Linked DNA regions of Homo sapiens: regions 1, 2 and 4 are each linked to region 3. The links are chromatin contacts, found by Hi-C or POLR2A ChIA-PET in ENCODE. All regions are on one chromosome and are shown on one strand. The core of a region is the stretch at or near the end of the contact, and the rest is flanking DNA. Distances in the headings are between cores, read along the strand shown. Region 1 has its middle 39 kb from the start of CBLB. Region 2 overlaps CBLB (Cbl proto-oncogene B). Region 3 has its middle 340 kb from the start of CBLB. Region 4 overlaps CBLB (Cbl proto-oncogene B).

Region 1 (2,851 bases), core at 167-2,666, 300 kb after region 3:
TATGTATTGAACTCATGTACATAGAGAATAGAAGAATGTTTACCGGAAGCTGGAAAGTGTAGTGGGCAGGGTTTGGGGAGGGAGGTGGGGATGGTTAACGGGTACAAAAACATAGTTAGAAAGAATGAGTAAGCCGTACAATTTGATAGCATAATAGGGTTACTACAGTGAATAATAACTTAACTGTACATTTAAAAATGACTTAAAGAGTATAATTGGATTGTTCGTAACTGAAAGGATAAATGCTTGAGGGGATAGATATCCCATTTTCTATGAAGTGCTTCACATTGCATGCCTGTATCAAAACATCCCATGTACCCCATAAATATATACACCTTACTATGTACCCACAAAAATTAAAAAGAAAAATAAAGATAGAATATTACATAAGAAAAAAAGACAAATTATGTACTTTGTTTGAGTGATGTTGTTAACAGACAAAAAAATCAACGAAGTCCCGGCGCGGTGGCTCATGCCTGTAATCCCAGCACTTTGGGAGGCCAAGGAGGGCGGATCAAGAGGTCAGGAGTTCGAGACCAGCCTGGCCAACACAGAGAAACCCCATCTCTATGAAAAATACAAAAATTAGCTGGGCATGGTGGCGGGTACCTGTAATCCCAGCTACTCAGGAGGCTAAGGCAGGAGCATAGCTTGAATCTGGGAGGCTGAAGTTATAGTGAGCCGAGATCGTGCCACTGCACTCCAGCCTGGGCAACAGAACTAGACTCCTTCTCAAAAAAAAGAAAAAAAAAAAAACAAAAAAAAACAAAAATCTATTACTTAAATTTAGTAGCTGATGTGAGTCTATCTAAACTTTCAATTCCAGTTTCACACATTCCAAGACTGTCTCTAGTATCAATGACAACAGCACCATTCATTACCAACAGACTTACAATATTTTAAATAATTAAAATGCTGTGTTGCATAAAAAATAGAAATTACCTTTTGTATAACACATATCTCCAAAAATGAGCTCTTAGATTATATTTTATTTATTGCTTTAAAATGGAAAAACATCTGAAAATTAATCCATACATGTCAAAAGTTATAAAAATAAGAAGAATGAATTAAATATTATCAGAGTTTTAATTAAAAAAACACCCAACTATAATTATTTGTCAGGATCCAATCAGTTTCTATGCATTTTATAATATTTTGTTTTGAACATGATAGAATCTAAGAAGTGAGTTTTGATGTAAGGAGTATTTTAAGACTCAGGATAATTGTTGCCAATGTAACCAGGTAACGTTTAAAACATCCTGGATCCTTTATTCCAAGAGTGAAGAGCTGTAGGGTATCAGGGCATTTTAGAAACTCTCAGTGGCATTTAGAAACTCTCAGAAGGAAGTAGTGTGGTGACTTTTATGTTTTAATGTTTCCAAAGGCTTTCAGAATGTCATGTGATAAGAGCTCAAAAATTTTTGCAGCAGCCAGCTTTCCAGCAGCTTGCTTCTGCTTTTTAGCATTGAAGTACATGAGACCTTAGTCGTTAAAAGCCTCTCAATATTTACCAACCACGAATTTGCTTTCTATATTTTTCCTTCCAAGTGAATCCCAATATCTTTAGGATGCCTATTTAATTTCTGTGCTCCACAATGACTGTCTTCTTTGATGAAGAGTTATTAATGAGTATTTGGCTTTTAGTATGAAAAACGAGGTAAACAGAATTACCAGGAGAGGTCCTAATGGTACAATCATGTCAGAGTAATGGACAGAGTTTCCTGGTGGATTTCTAAAGGAATATAAGCAAATAACAAACAGTTTACTTGAGGGATAAATTTAACATTTTCTAAAAGTTCACTCTGAATATTGGTTGTTTAAAAGTTTACACATTTTTCCTGCATTTTTGCCAGTTAAAAAACAACTATACCTTTGTTTGATCTGAATATGATTAGGATAAAACAATATTAAATAATTTTTAAAACGTTATAGTTTAAGAAACAGAAATGCAGGACTTATACTTTCATGATAATTATTATAAGCTGTAGGAAATTATTGTACCATGACCTGATTTTAGTAGTTTTTAACATGACAAATTTTAGATCCAGTCTTTTACTGAATCATTTTGTAGAATTAAAATCTCTCTGAAAAACATTGTGATGCCTTTAGATTGGACAGCGGAAAATAAAATGTGTCTCAATAAGTACTCTTGACCTTTTAAGGCTTCAGGAAGTATGTGGAGGTAAGCACTTTCCTGAGGTGTCATCGTCTCTGAGGACAGAAAAGGGATCCAGCTGCCAAGTGACGTTCTAATTCTCATGGTTGGGCCTGTTGTCTGGAAAAAGAGTCATGCTCCATTTAGTAATTCCAGTGTTTCTTCCTCTTCCTGTAAAGAAGGGTGTGGGAGCAGGGAATATTCATTCACAAAAAATGGAACAGAAATATGTATCCCGTGGGAAGGAGCCATTTATAGAACTGTCTAAAAATATGTATTTGGGCAGGTCAGATGATATTTTGCAATATTACCGGATGACCATTAAGTTTGTACACTGGCTTTGAATATGTGTTCATTTCTGAAGCAGGAGTCATTTTGAAGTACTAGGAAAATGGGGTTGCCAAAGAGATAAACTGTTATATGGCTAATTTCTTTGTATCTAGTTCAAACCAGTTCCCCCAAGCAGAACTTATGGATATCTGAGAAATTAAAAAAGTAATAGTCTACTTAGGATTCCTTACCAATGACATTATCCTTATAATATAGTATTACAAGTTATAGTTTTTTAAATTTAGTACATAATTTTATGACTTATTAAATAGGTCATAAAAGTAACTGGGCAAGGGAAAACTAAGATATTGCAGGAGAAATCCAGGTCATAGAGCTCATTCAGCACAGCTGACTAGAAAACTGATC
Region 2 (3,068 bases), core at 282-2,781, 410 kb after region 3:
ACAGGTAGGTTTGAAAACCACTGACCACCGCTTCTGTTTTTCAGATGAGGAATTTGAGGCCCAAACCAAAGAGATTAGGTGACTTGTCCAAGATCCACAGAACCACAACTAGAACTCAGATCTTCAGACTTGTTATCAAATGTTTTTACCAGGACATCACATATTTTTAAGAAAATGTGGGCTTTGGTATTTCAGATGTACTTTTAAAATTATGTCCCTGGCTGCTTAGTCTAAAAAACAATGTTTATTTTATTTATTTTAATACTGGAAATATGAAAGGACATGACTAAGATCCAGCCATTACCTTAGTTATGACATAAGAGACCTTAGGAGCTGAGAATTAGAAACGTTCATGTATCCTATAACTTGTCCACATTTTCTAGAAGCAAATCAGGCAAATAAATAACCCAACTGAAATTTTCTTAGGTTAGATTAACTCCATGTCACTATTTCTATAGCAGGAATTGTAAATGCCTGTGTTTATAACATGGGTCATTCTCTAGGAGAATGTTTAAAAAAACATTTTATTGTTTTCTGGGTTATAGGGTGAATATTATAGAAATTTTGGAAATATATGAGTATAAATAAAAAAATCACTTGTATGTAATCTTATCATCCAGAGATAACAGCACAAACGTTATGTTGCAAATCAAAATGGTGAAATGCCTTTTTAATGCTTGTTATGCGGGTGTTTTCCAGTTGTGCATAGAATAACTTTATATGAAAGGCACTGAAACACACTTCATGATGCAACTGTTGCCTCATCTATTTAACAAATGGTACTAATTGTGCCTATTTATGTAGTTAATAAAAATGTAAAGATAGCTGAAAAGTAGCTTTTCCATGCTCTAATGTTCTCTTACATAACGTCTACCCAAAATATCCTTGTTTGTTTTTTCCTGCCCTTTGTTTTGCTAATTTGCTTTTTTATTTTGATAATACCCTCTTAATGTTTTTACTTTTTTCTTCATTTTCTTAACTGCAGGGATTTCTTTTTTTTTTTTTTTTTGTTCTTTGTCATTATTTACCATGTGTTTCTTTCTCTCACTGCTATTCATTATTTTCCCATTTCTATTTTTATTATTCTGGTCATTGTTAAACATTTCATTTTTCCATCTAGATACTTTGTTAGATCTTGAAGGATTAGCAACTAATTGTCATCCTTGAGATCTCATCTTAACTTTTAATCAGTATTGATATTTCTTTTAAAAGAAACAAGACCCTTTACTGTTCTGGAGTCCAACTTAATTAGTCACCTTTTGTCTTTCTCTGTGATGCTCCTGCCATCCAGAACAACAGCATAATGCCTGACCCCCTCTGTCTCACACACATATAAGGCAGGCAGTTAGGAGATTTTGACATCTAGGCTGCAGCTTTTCATTGAAAATCTTGCAGAAAATCTTGTGTTTGCATAAATGCATGTCACTCAAAATAAGCAGCAAAGGGGAAAAAAAAGAGTAGCTCTTGGGTTTTAAAAGAGGAAGTTTACTTCCCCTACCCCCAGTCTCAATATTTAACATCTGGTTCTGACTAAAGATGGGGAGGAAAAACAGACTTAAATCTCCATTCATCCTGTCTTACCACCAAACAGTGTGATCACTGATAGCATTTCTATTTCTGTTGTGGTCTGTATGATCAGATGTTTTTGTTAATGATTTGTAAGGGAAGATAATGCCTTATATTTCTCTGAGTGGTTATAATGTAACGTGCCAACATTTCTAATCTCTAGATAGGGCTAGATTTAATCATTATTTAATGAAACTTTGAAGGAAATAAGTTATTGCTGGACCTCATGTGTTTCTGTCTTATTTCAAAGAGAAAACAAAAAACAGAAACCTTTAATTAATCTACTGATAATATTTATTTTATTTTAAAATTTTAATTTATTTCAACATTTGAATAAGTAATACATTCAAATGGGCAGAAGTGAAACAGTCTTGTGAGATACCTGTTTTTTAAAACTCCATTTTAGAAAAGGAATTAACTAGGACTTTATATCTCTTCGTTCAATATAATTTTAAAGAAGAATTGTTGAAAAGTAGATATGTTTTGCCATTTGCTGAGAATATTTTGTACGTTAGCTTGTCTCTTACAAAAACTAAATGTGTTCCTACTTCTGATAATGTATGTCAATTTAAAATTTGGAATGGCCAAGGTAAGTTGCTCTGCATCTGCCCTTCATATGGCTCCTGAGCACAGCTCAGTGACTGGCCCTTGCAGTGCTTCTACCGTTGTAATGGGTAAAACCAGGGGAAACTGCCTTGCTCTTGAGCTTGAGCAGGTTAATCAAAAGGATAGAGCTTCCACTTCTCATTATTCTCCTTTCTACTTTGATGGGCAGAATAAGGGGATGCTCATGGAAGAGAAATTCACACCCATGAAAAGCAAATTGCCCTGATGTCTGAATCACATTACAAATTTGAATTAAATTACAAACTTAAATCAAGTCTAATGTTACCTACATTGTTGTACATGCCATCAGAAATTCAAAAGCATTTTATTGGACAACTGAATATTTATTGAAGTCCAGAATTTATTATGTAAACTTGGTGGTTAGATTTTTCTTTCTCTTTCTCTGTCTTTTAACCTTTATTTTAGGTTCAGGAGTAAATATGTAGGTTTGTTATACAGGTAAACTACATGTCATGGGGGTTTGGTGTACAGATTATTTCATCACCCAGGTAATAAGCATAGTTCCCCATGGGTAGTTTTTTGATCCTCTCTCTCCTCCTGCCCTTCACCCTCAAGTAGCCCCTGGTGTCTGTTGTTCCCCTCTTTGTGTCCATGTGTTCTTGGAGAGAACTAAACATCAAGTGAGAGCTAAACAAGAGGATATATGGTATTTGGTTTTTTGCTCCTACATTAGTTTGCTTCAGATAATGGCCTCCAGCTCCATCCATGTTGCTGCAAAGAACATGACCTCATTCTTTTTTATGACGTGTAGTATTCCATGGTGTATATGTACCACACTGTCTTTATCCAGTCTACCATTGATGGCATTTAGGTTGATTCCATGTCTTTGCTATTGTGAATAATGCTGCAGTAAACATATACGTTCACGTGTCTTT
Region 3 (3,049 bases), core at 518-3,017:
CAAAAAGCAGTGAGGTTATATGTCATACTGAAGTCATACAGCTGACAGTGAGATTTTTATATGTATTAGCCTATGTCATTTTCATTTCCTGGTTACTGAAAATCAAGCTTCCTTAATGTTAAGAATGGCCTGAAGTCACATTGAATTATAGTGTATTATACCTGAGATGTAACCTTCTAGAAACATTTAGTAAGCCTCTACTCGATATTACACAATGTCTCAGTCTTCAAAATAAGTTCAAAACCCTGTTTGGAACAAAGATAAATCCACTGGAAGCAATTATTATTATTATTATTATTTGAGACAGGGTCTCGCTGTGTCACCAAGGCTGGAGTGTAGTGGCACCATCTCTACTCACTGCAACCTCCACTTCCTGGGCTCAAGAGATCCTCCTACCTCAGCCTCCTGAATAGCTGGGACTAGAGGCGTGTGCCACCACACCTGGCTAATTTTTGAATTTATTTGTAAAGATGAGGTCTTACTAGGTTGCCTAGGCTGGTCTGGAACTCCTGAGCTCAAACCATCTGCCCACCTCACCTCCCAAAGTGCAGGAATTGCAGGTGTGAGCCACCACACTCAGCCTAGAAAAAATTAAACAATAGAGATGCCACAGTTAAGTGCTAAAGTTTGTGCTGCACACTCTAAGTAGGAAGGGAATAGAGGGAAAAGGAAACCAAGTAATAACCACTAATTTACATGAATGTAAGTTAATGGATATGATGTCCAGCCTGATGGTTAGCACATGGCAGATACTCAACACTATTTCTATTTTGTTTGTTTTTAAAAAGGGCTTGATCAGGGCTCTCTTTGAAAGGATGAGAATACTTCATAAAGAAAAAAATGAAAATTCCATACAAAAGATTGTGCATTTGTAATGATGATCCTTATGATACTCTGAGCATTCATTCAGGGGAACAGAGAGGAACAAAGGTGGGAATGAAGAGAGAGTTCCGTAGATGATATTTTGTTTACTGTGATCTATAACCTCTGGTCTCCAAAAAAAAATTCACAACCACTTCTATGATTAAACTATTATGCTTATTTCAATATTCCCCTGTCTTTGCAACAAAACTATTCAGCTTGTGACATGGAATAAGATACAGCAATGATTCCCATTCTCCTTGAATGGGAAACGGTAATGATGTGTTGGGTTTTTATTGTTTTTTTTTTTTTTTTTCAAAAATACAACGACTGATGTAAGTGATGACACAAGTAACCTAATCATTTGTTTCCTTCCAGTTAGTTTAACCAAAGTGGAAACTATGAAAGAGAACACAAATAGTAATCATTATTTCCTGTATTTCAGCCTTCCTCAGCTTCTGTCTGTACATTAGCAAAGTTCTAAGGGTTTCTAAACTTTCATCTTTTTCCTCGCTTTGTAATTTGAGCTTGATTGCTCCCTCTCTGCTACGGAAGAAAACATATTCTATAATCTTTTTAAAAACATGGTAAACGTATCATTCTATATAAAAACAATCTGAATAATAAAAATAGAGGTCTATTTTATTTCCATTTCTCCTTCCTTTTCGTTTCTGCGGTACAGATCATGCCTTTGTATCTGACTTATTTTCCGCAGGTAAACCTGGCCAGGCCTTGGCACCATAGAATAGAGTTTCCTTTAAAAGCTGTCAGGCGTTTCCCTGACAAATATATACTTGTAATTGGATCTCTCTGCTTTAGTAATAGTGATTCCAGATGGCTGCTTCTAGAGGAAGCAAGAATTTCCGGCTCCACAATGGTGTGGTTAACAGAGCTCTTCCCCTAGCCGCTCTTAAGTCGAAGAACTGTGTGTTTCGAACTTCCTGATTGATCAAGTATTATAAGAAGAGTTCAGGTTTTAGACAGGTTCCTTTGGGGGAGAACTGTAGTTGAAGCTCTTACTGCTGCAAAGATGCCCATGAGGAAAACACAAAGTGAACTTTTCTCTCAGCACCAGTTAACAACCAGTGATTGTTAACTGTTTGGTCTCTTGTGCATCTATAGCAGAATATAAATAACGTTCATAGAGTTCAAGTCCTGAAGTTCAACACATGGTACTCTAAAGGATGTTAGGTAAAGTTACCAAATGCATAAACACATTAACAGCAAAGGACATGTGAGTTGGAGATTAAAGCTCAAGCATAAACTTGATATCAGTTCTTGTCAGCTCCTAAACTATTGCATAGAAAACACTCTTTCTAATCCAATTTAAGTCTTGCAGAAAGCTTAGAAGGCTAGAAAAGCAAGTATTTTACATCTATTTTATAGATGATGAAACTGAGGCTGAAAATTTAGGCGATAGAGACAGGGTAAATGTGCATCTGTATATTCCTATTTCAGGTCTCCTTCGTAAGCACTAGGCTGCCTCATTACATCAGCATCAGGGGAGGGATGAGCAGTGAAAAAAAAAGTCCTGATAAAAATAATGATGAAAAAAATAACAATAATAAAGCCACAGGTAGGTAGTTCTTTGTGCATTAAATTTGACGGTCTAAAACTTCCAGTTCTCTCCAAAGACCTATTCTTTTTTTTTTTTTTTTTTTTTTTTTTTTTTTTTTTGAGACAGAGTCTCACTCTGTAGGTCGTGCTGGAGTGCAGTGGCGCTATCTCGGCTGACTGCAAGCTCCGCCTTCCGGGTTCACGCCATTCTCCTGCCTCAGCCTCTGAGTAGCTGGGAATACAGCCACCCGCCACCACTCCTGGTTAATTTTTTGTATTTTTAGTAGAGACGGGGTTTCACTGTGTTAGCCAGATGGTCTTGATCTCCTGACCTCCCAAAGTGCTGGGATTACAGGCGTGAGCCACTGCTTCCGGCCCGAAAAACCCACCATCTTGGCCGGGCACGGTCCCTCAGGCCTGTAATCCCAGCACTTTGGGAGGCTGTCGCAGGTGGATCACCCGAGGTCAGGCGTTCGAGACCAGCCTGACCAACATGGTGAAACCCCGTCTCTACTAAAAATACAAAAATTAGCTGGGCATGATGGCACGTCCCTGTAATCCCAGCTACTTGCGAGGCTGAGGCAGGAGAAAAACTTGAACCAGGGAGGTGGAGGTTGCAGTGAGCCAAGAT
Region 4 (3,219 bases), core at 174-2,673, 450 kb after region 3:
GTTACTTATACTTGTTCACTGTATTTTAAAAGCGATTCAGCCTGCAACTTAAGTGGTTTATAATTGTAAGGGTCAATAGAATATATTGAAAGATTTTTGGATTAGTGAAAACTTGGAGTTTAGTTGGCCTTTTTATTTTCTCTCTCTCTCTCTCTCTCTCTCTCTCTCTCTCTCTGTCTCTCTCTCTCTCTCTCTCTCTCTCTCTTCCCTTTTCTTCTTCCCAGGTCTCTGCCAGCACCCTGAAATTTCTACATTTGTAAAACAATTTGCTATTGATATTTTCTCTCATTTGCTTCATCTCTAAAGGAAGAGGTAGTAGAAACCACCACTGTCTTTTTGCAGAAGTTTAAATGGAGGTGTGAAAATTCATGCTTTCTGGGTTCACTTCCTCTCATATACCTCAGAGAAGAATGGTAGCCACTTAGTCTTAAGAAAGTTTAGAGCCTTAGTGCAACAGTTTAGAATAATCTAATTTTTTTGTTTGTTTTTAAAGACTTTGTTGTTGTACTCTATTTCTATTCTTCATTCTTGAAATCCCCTTCCCCCTACCTCTGTTCCCCAGCCCCACCTCCTACACAATAATGGGTGTTTTGCTGAAGTGATCAAATGAGGGTTATCTGTTGCGCAAACACTCATATATGAAAAGTTAACAAAATAGTGCCCTGGCTCCCTAATCCCTATTACTACCACTAATTAAGATTCCAGTGAATGCCTCTTTGGATTTGAGGTTTATCACAAGTAATCTGACAAAGTTTCATTTACACAAGTACTGTGGAAATGTAGCTTGTCCTTTTGTAAATTGTTATTATGAAGGGGTACATTAGACTAAAATTTTCTTAAGTTCATACATCTCGTATAACTGGCTCTGGGAAATCACTGAGTGCTCAAAAGAGTTATGAATTGAATTCACTGTAAATGCTAGATTAGAATAATTTTTATAGTAACAGATGTGGAAGATGTCTATTTGGCCTTTTTAAAAAAACTTTATATGTTATACACAAAATAAATATTGACAATTTGACCACTTTACGTTGTATACTTTATATACGAAACAAAAATGCTTTAACTTCTTCATACGAAAAATAAAATTTATACTGTTCTGAAGTCAGTGGTTCCCTGATCATATTTTTTTTACTCTGAGTATCATGATCAATGTCCCTTTTGTGTGTTGAGTATTTGAAACTTTAATTTGGAAAAGAAAAATGTACTTCTTAGACATTAGTTTTATGGTAATTATAATGAAGCTGGACATAATTGCATATTTATACTTCATTGTAAATCAACAGCTTCCTAATATTCTTAAAAGTGTTCCTTTTTTTTTTAAAAAAAACAGCAGCATTTTGTTAACCTTAATCAGAGCCTGACGTGTGTTTCTTCTAAATGGCATCTGATGTGGTATCTCTCCTCAGTTCTCTGTGGTTTCCTGTTTTTTTCATACATAGAGAAACACTTTTTGAGGTATTAAGCCTCATATTTTTCTTCTTTTAATGGTACCTGAAACCTAAACTCTCTTATAAATACAGCATAGTGTTGTCAACCTGTCTCACCATTAATTTATGCCACTTCCCACAGACTGCTTCTCTGGAATCCCTCCAGCCCTTGCTGTGTATCCATCACCCAGCTAGCATTGTCCTTACATACCCCACTCTAGATTCTTTAGCATTACAGGTTTTACTTCTGTCCCTAAAGTGTGATCTTCAGAGACAAAGATGTTATCTTTATTTCTATAATTGTATTTCCCCAACAGTGCCTTGTTTTAGCAATGAATAGATATAGTAGGCTCTCAAAGTGTTGTCTCTAGAGCAGCAGCAGCAGCAGCAGCCTCAGGGAACATTTTATGGCTGTCAGTGTTCAGGCCCCACCCCAATGCTACTGAATCATAATATCTTGGGTTGAGGATCAGGCTATGTTAACAAGCCCTTCAGATAATTTGGATGCATGCTGAAGTTTGACAAACACTGCTATAGAAAATTATTGAATGAATATGAAAGTTGTACCTTTATGGTGATATCTCATTGAAGAGGATTGATATAGCATGGGGCCAGGCACAATTTAGTTTATTCTGCCTGAGTCTTGTATTTCAGAGATACTGGTAAAGGAAACCTAAGATTTAAATATTTGCTATCTTATAAGAGGATGTTATCTTATAAGAGGGACGGCTTTTATGCTATTCTGTTGTAAAAATTGTAGTTTAAGTTTTAAAAACTGAATGATTTCTTTCTTCTGCCGAATTAGGAATAGGCATTATTCTGAAGCAGGAAGGTTAACTAAGAAATGCATCCTGGGTGTCACTAATTTTCATGGTGGGAAAGAGGGTAGGTGAGTTGGAAACTGGTCAGGTGGGGATAGGTTGAGAGACGTTTCCCTAGTTACCATTCTGTGCTCTTCTAAATTTTTTGAATCATGTAACTGCATAACATGTTAAAATTTTGTCGAATGATATTCAGTCAGAATAAAGTAATAAATATTGAATAAACTCCCATGATATAACCATTGTGGTTGGTTTAAAAATTAAGTTTTTCTTTTGTATTAATATGAAAAGTTAGATAACGTATGTTTTTCATCTCTGCAGAAAACATCAGGGTTGTGGCAGAAATGTCTTGATGGCTTTCTACCTTAGCCTTCTTGAATTGGTTGATACATATTACTCATTTGTGCAATGAATAAAGGATTTCTATTATTATATGGACCCATCATCTTATGACTGTTTTTAGAAAATGAGAATTAAATCTTGATTCATTATTAAATAACCTTGTATACACACATGAAGAGGTCATGACACATAAGACTTTGACCTAATACCTTTTTTCAGATATGTTTCTATAGCTATCTTGATAGCCTAGGACTGTTTGAGAGAAAATTAATTTAAATTTTTGTCATATTCTTAGCAAATGCAAAATAATTGAGTTAAACAGAACCCACTACATTTGTTCTGAAATATGAACAATATTCTCAAATATTTGTCTGGTAGTACAAATACAATTATATTAATTTTATTATTGAATTTTGCTGCTTCAAAGGGAGGTATTTCTTAAATGATACTTGATTCAATTATTTCCCTTTTTTTCCACCTTGCACAGAACTATCGTACCATGGAAAGTATTCAGACAGTGCCTTCATGAGGTCCACCAGATTAGCTCTGGCCTGGAAGCAATGGCTCTAAAATCAACAATTGATTTAACTTGCAATGATTACATTTCAGTTTTTGAATTTGATATT

What was found. A loop is a pair of places that touch in the nucleus more often than their neighbours do. ChIA-PET counts read pairs that join two places held with the same protein, here RNA polymerase II (POLR2A). Pooled maps may share reads with other maps.
Region 1: a pooled map shows a loop between it and region 3 (3-fold over the local background). The contact joins two enhancer-like sites. A Hi-C loop is called at or near these places in 4 of 50 pooled maps. POLR2A ChIA-PET finds 5 or more read pairs at or near these places in 4 of 52 experiments (CD8-positive, alpha-beta memory T cell, T-cell, activated CD8-positive, alpha-beta memory T cell and 1 more).
Region 2: a pooled map shows a loop between it and region 3 (7-fold over the local background). The contact joins two enhancer-like sites. A Hi-C loop is called at or near these places in 1 of 168 maps with a recorded cell type or tissue (CD8-positive, alpha-beta T cell) and 8 of 50 pooled maps. POLR2A ChIA-PET finds 5 or more read pairs at or near these places in 4 of 52 experiments (WTC11, activated CD4-positive, alpha-beta T cell and activated T-cell).
Region 4: a map of naive thymus-derived CD4-positive, alpha-beta T cell shows a loop between it and region 3 (2.6-fold over the local background). The contact joins two enhancer-like sites. A Hi-C loop is called at or near these places in 2 of 168 maps with a recorded cell type or tissue (CD4-positive, alpha-beta memory T cell and naive thymus-derived CD4-positive, alpha-beta T cell), 1 of 37 single-sample maps with no recorded cell type and 7 of 50 pooled maps. POLR2A ChIA-PET finds 5 or more read pairs at or near these places in 3 of 52 experiments (BJ, CD8-positive, alpha-beta memory T cell and activated naive CD4-positive, alpha-beta T cell).

The regions. Positions count from the first base shown.
Region 1 is chr3:105,906,535-105,909,385 of GRCh38, reverse strand. No RefSeq gene overlaps it. Among named protein-coding and RNA genes, the nearest start is that of CBLB, 39 kb to the right of the region's middle. Within about 2 kb of position 1,416, at least 9 of the 41 ENCODE cell types and tissues checked have a DNase peak (open chromatin) inside an H3K27ac peak, as active enhancers do.
Region 2 is chr3:105,797,119-105,800,186 of GRCh38, reverse strand. The region is part of intron 3 of CBLB (Cbl proto-oncogene B); the gene reads left to right. Among named protein-coding and RNA genes, the nearest start is that of CBLB, 70 kb to the left of the region's middle. Within about 2 kb of position 1,531, at least 2 of the 41 ENCODE cell types and tissues checked have a DNase peak (open chromatin) inside an H3K27ac peak, as active enhancers do.
Region 3 is chr3:106,205,034-106,208,082 of GRCh38, reverse strand. No RefSeq gene overlaps it. Among named protein-coding and RNA genes, the nearest start is that of CBLB, 340 kb to the right of the region's middle. Within about 2 kb of position 1,767, at least 7 of the 41 ENCODE cell types and tissues checked have a DNase peak (open chromatin) inside an H3K27ac peak, as active enhancers do.
Region 4 is chr3:105,751,480-105,754,698 of GRCh38, reverse strand. CBLB (Cbl proto-oncogene B) reads left to right here. Exons shown (of 19, transcript NM_170662.5): 5 at 3,081-3,219. Among named protein-coding and RNA genes, the nearest start is that of CBLB, 120 kb to the left of the region's middle. Within about 2 kb of position 1,423, at least 5 of the 41 ENCODE cell types and tissues checked have a DNase peak (open chromatin) inside an H3K27ac peak, as active enhancers do.